Regions from separate parts of the Homo sapiens genome. Here region 2 is linked to region 1. A link is a loop called in an ENCODE intact Hi-C map of the cell type or tissue named here. Cell type or tissue: gastrocnemius medialis. All regions are shown on one strand. Region 1 has its middle 64 kb from the start of ULK4. Region 2 overlaps TRAK1 (trafficking kinesin protein 1).

Region 1 (2,500 bases):
GAAAGTCAGTCTACCAGAGCAGTTATTTAAGTAAATTTGATATTGATTATACCCTATAACTCCAAGCTAAGACATGGGTTACTATAAATATGAGGGGAGAAGGAGGGTCTACACATGGAAGCTTACTGACAAAAGTTGATCACTGGCCAGGCGCAGTGGCTCACGCCTGTAATCCCAGCACTTTGGGAGGCCGAGGCAGGCAGATCACCTGAGGTCGGGAGTTCAAGACCAGCCTGGCCAACATGGTGAAATTCCATCTCTACTAAAAATACAAAAATTAGCCAGGCGTGGTGGCACGTGCCTGTAGTCTCAGCTACTCGGGAGGCTGAGGCAGGAGAATCACTTGAACCTGGGAGGCAGAGGTTGCAGTGAGCTGAGATCATGCCACTGCACTCTAGCCTGGGCAACAGAGTGAGACTCTGTCTCAAAAAAAAAAAAAAAAAAGAGATCACTGATCTCTTTGATCACTGAGATCCAGGATAACAGCTGCAGAAGAGGTGATTAGCCAAACAAACAACACACAAATTGGTATGTAAAAATAATCGGTGCCCTGGCTAGCTTATCAGTCCATTGAGGTAAAAGCGATCCTGTACAAAAACTACCACTGTGCCAGAGGAGTGAAGAGGCAGCAAGCTAACCACGCAATTCAAAACAGGCTCTTGTCAAAAAAATTCTCTAGTATATGATCACCCTGAGACTTACCCACATTTCTTATACTTTCTATGAAATGCTAAGGCTCACTTTTAATCTAAAATAGACAAACTTTCTTCATGTGCCTCTGAGTCCTCTTCTAGTTTCACAAAGGATTAAATAAAAAGGGCCTCAAAGGACAAAAGAAGGAAGTATAGAAAGGAGGGATGGAGGGAGAGACAGGGAGAATGAGAATACAGAAAAATAGAGGAAAGCAAGAAAGAGACAGAGGGAGAAAGATAAACGGAGAAAGAAGAAAGAACAAACAGCAGAGAGAGAAACAAAGAAACAGAGACAGAGGAAGAAAGAAAAGAAAAAAGTTCATGGGAAAAAAATAGTGATGCATTTCATGGAAAAGCTATTTGTTAAAGAGTCCCTCTTTTTTCTGTGTACAGTATCATGCCATATGTGGGAAGTGAACAAGGCTGGAACACCGCCTAAGAACATCTGCCACGGACTTTAAAAGCCCTAATAATAGCACAGCTGGTGTCCCCAGCCTAATGAGCTCACCACCCACGTGACTGCTCCTTCTCCAGCAGATTCTCCAGAGAGAGAAGGCAGCCAGCAAGAGAAGCAGTCCCCGCCCCCGCCCTCCCCCACATTCATGCTTTATTTCCTCCACGGCTTTCATTCTCCCCTTCCAGAAACCACCCCTTCTCATTTTCTTGAGCTAAGTTACCCTGATCCAGCAGTCCTTTGAACAGACACATTCTTCTTTTCTCCTTCCCCTCTCCCTTTGAACAGACACATTCTTAACATGAAAGGCAAATACCAGAAATAAAATATGGGGACATCACTACAGGTCTTATGGACATTGAAAGAGTAATAATTGTGCCAATTAATTCAGTAGCTTAGATAAAGTGGATAAAGCCCTTAAAATACACAACTTATCAAAATTAATGTAAGAAGATATAAATAACCCTATACTTATTTTTAAAATGGAATTCCAAATGAAAAATTTTCTACACCACAACGAAAGGCCAGCGTGCCCCAGCGTGCCTCGTTGCCAGGGTCTGAGGTACAGGCCCCTCCAGGAGTGCTGGTCTGGGAAGTTATGTCTGACAGGAAGACTCTCCCCCTGACCAAGGCATATTGCTAGGAGGAAACCAAGCACAGCAGAAAGCGGGGCAGGGAGGACGTAAACAAAGAAGTTAGGTTTTTACAAGGTTGGCAAGTTTTAACCCCCTCTGGTATAATCTTTTGAAACTAATTCCCATCACGGTATGCTTTTAAAAGCTCTCTAGCATTTTAAGAAACTGCAACTTAGCATCAGGAAGGGAAAGAATTTCAGCTTCTAAGGGGAAGCCTAGCAGAAAGTGACAAGAGGAGACTCACGTTGGCACTGATGTGGTATCCCTAGCAATTGGAAGAGAAGCTGAAAAATCTGGGATCTCTCACTCTCAGTCCAGGGCAACACATCCTGACAGCCAGGAAGAGTCAAATGGCTATGGTAAGACGTATGGGGTTTATTCACCAGAAAAAGACAAAGAACGCCACATTTCAAAACTCAGGCTTGGTAACACAATAGCATGGGTGTGTATGCAAGCATGAAGTACTGAAGCTAACAAATTACTAGATTCTATCCCTGTCTAGCAAGTACTTATTTCAATAGCAATCATATGATTAGCTGAAAGTGGGCAATCATTAACTTCATCTACTGTTAAACAGTTACACACAAAAACATGGTGCTTTATATCTTGTTAATATCATGAATAAGTTATGTAACCCTTGACAGTGTTCTGTTTTGATTTAAAATACCAATGCTATTGCTGCCATAAGTTAAACACTGCAAAATTATAAAACTTCAAAG
Region 2 (2,500 bases), 150 kb before region 1:
TTTGGAATGCAGGTTTGGGCAAAGTTTTCCTCTTCTTCAGTTACAGCGTCTAACTTTTTGTAGAGACAGGGTCTCACTATGCTACCCAGGCTGGTCTCAAACTTCTGGCCTCAAGCAATCCTCCCACCTCAGCCTCCCAAAGTGTCTGGATTACAGGTGTGAGCCACGTTGCTCAGCCTGATACCCTATTTACCCTGATGTGATTATTATGCAGCATATGCCTTTATCAAAGTATCTCATGTACCCCATAAATATATATACCTACTATGTACTTAAAAAATTGAAAATAAAAAGTTACATTAAAAATATTTATAGATAAAATGAAAATTTAAACAGAAACGTTATTGTAGTGTCTCTAGTTTTTTCTCTTTAATTTTACTGAGGCAACAAGCTGGTTGGGTTTTTCTTTGAGAATTATAAGAATGAAAAAAACCTCCCATTTCTCTAGCCAAAATATGATTAATGTTTACTTCTAAAAACAAGAAAACAGGTTGGGCGTGGCAGCTTATGTCTGTAATCCCAACACTTTGGGAGCCCAAGGTGGGAGAATCAGGAGTTTGAGAAGGCCAGGAGTTTAAGACCAGCCTGGGCAACATAGTGAGACACCATCCCTACCAAAAAAAAAGGATAAAAACAAGAAAACAGCTAGAAGATGGCCACTGGATTAAACTACAATGAGAAAAAGAGACCACAAACAAGTAATTTAGGCCCTTGGAAATAAGGTATTAAAAGAACTAGTTCCTTTATTCCCCCAAGAAATGAGGCAAGGTAGAGCTCATTCTAACTGCCTGCTCCCTCTCCTCACTATGCTTTAAAAGCATAGACTTAAAAAAGACTGTAACTTGAGTCTCAGCCCCTTTTTACCAATGAACTCTTGCACTGACTGACACACCCACTAGAGATTCCAAACAGCCTGCCGCCTACACTTAGCAACTGACTCATCTCATTCACCAATTTCAGGATAAAAAGCATGACTAAGGGGCCAGTGGAATCACCCTCTCTGTAACCGAGGAGGAGGCAAGCTCTGCCCAAAGGTGCATTCCAGACAGCAGCAAGCCCAGGTGAGCCACAGCATCCTCTTCCCCTTAAAACCAGAAGCGAACTCTCCACGCTGGTGGAAGGCTGTGCTTTGGGATCCTGTGCGAATCCCCCATTTGCCTGCCTGTGGCAGGCATGGAAATCATAGCAAGAGAACAGAAGAAACAGAGCCAAAGCCCAGGAAAACCACCGCACAGTGCAACAGCCACATGACTGGGACAGTTAGACTTTAACCAGGACACCCTCCTAGTTCCAAGGAAAGGCAGTAACTCAGGCATGAATCTTATCAGGACAGGAACAGAATGGCATTAGACATGGAACACAAAGACATAAACAGACGCTGTTGCCATGAAGACCCTTTAAAAATAAAACAGGCTGGGTACGGTGGTTCATGCCTATAATCCCAGCACTTTGGGAGGTCAAGGTGAGAGAATTTTTTAATTTAAAAATGTGAGAGATTCAAATAAACAGTGGCTGTAGTTTGCTTCTAATTTTGTTTTGTTTTGTTTTATTTTTTGAGACAGAGTCTCGCTCTGGTGCCCAGGTGGAGTGCAGTGACATGATCTCGGTGCACGGCAATCTCCACCTCCAGAGCTCAAGCGATCCTCCTACCTCAGCCTCCCGAGTAGCTGGGATTACAGGCACAGGCCACCATACCTGGCTAATTTTTGTATTTTTTGTAGACACATGGTTTGGCCATGTTGGCAAGGCTGGTCTCAAACTCCTGTGCTCAAGTGATCTACCTGTCTTGGCCTCCCAAAGTGCTGGGATTTATAGGCATAAGACACTGCACCAGGCCAGGAGGACTGTTTGAGCCTCAGAGTTTAATATCAGCCTGGGCAATATAAGGAGATCCCGCCTCCACAAAAAATAAAAAATAAATTGTTCATCCAGCTGGATGAACAAAACAAACAGGACTATGGGGTGACTCCTATGCCTGGGGCTCAGCAAGGGCACAGACTACCTGGGGATGGAGTTGGGGCCATCTTCAAAGGTCCCCGGCAGGCCCTGCAGCACAAGACTGAGAAGCAGGAAAGAACCAACGCAGTTAAATGCCATAGAAGGCCAAGGGCGGGAGAGCAGGAGCCATGTCCCCAGTGACAGTGAAGGTTCAGGACAGTGAAGAGGAGGGTTCAGGACCTTGAGCAATGGGTGGCCTTGACTACACAGCGAGGAGCTTTACAGAAAGGGTGAGCGGGTCACAGAGGGCATGGACGGTGGCAGCTGCAAGGAAGAGTAAAGCAGAGAGAAGCTACAATCTCACTGCTGAGGCCCCAAGAGCTTGAGTGGTGGCCGCCTTGGAATAAAAATAAAGGTACAGATTAGGACCCCTCTCAGAAGACTCAATGACCCGAACGGGGTGATGAGCGGGTGCCGGAAGCACTTTGTAAGATCTGGAGAGCACTGTTGGGGGAAACAGATGCAGCAGAAAGGGGTCAGTGATTAACCATTTTCAAAAGTC

The links. Peaks named below come from ENCODE experiments on the same cell type or tissue, not always from the same donor. Only the 100,000 strongest peaks of a DNase experiment are listed, where the experiment ranks them.
Region 2: a loop joins it to region 1, with 2.7 times the contacts of the local background. A loop is called at or near these places in 11 of 110 quality-filtered maps.

What each region holds. Positions count from the first base shown.
Region 1 is chr3:42,024,469-42,026,968 of GRCh38, reverse strand. It overlaps a transcript of TRAK1 not described here. Among named protein-coding and RNA genes, the nearest start is that of ULK4, 64 kb to the right of the region's middle. RefSeq lists an enhancer at 1,713-2,500. In gastrocnemius medialis, no CTCF peak of the experiment used is centred here; a DNase peak (open chromatin) is centred at 1,178; H3K27ac peaks cover 2,500 bases.
Region 2 is chr3:42,178,029-42,180,528 of GRCh38, reverse strand. The region is part of intron 3 of TRAK1 (trafficking kinesin protein 1); the gene reads right to left. Among named protein-coding and RNA genes, the nearest start is that of CCK, 87 kb to the left of the region's middle. In gastrocnemius medialis, no CTCF peak of the experiment used is centred here; a DNase peak (open chromatin) is centred at 968; H3K27ac peaks cover 2,500 bases.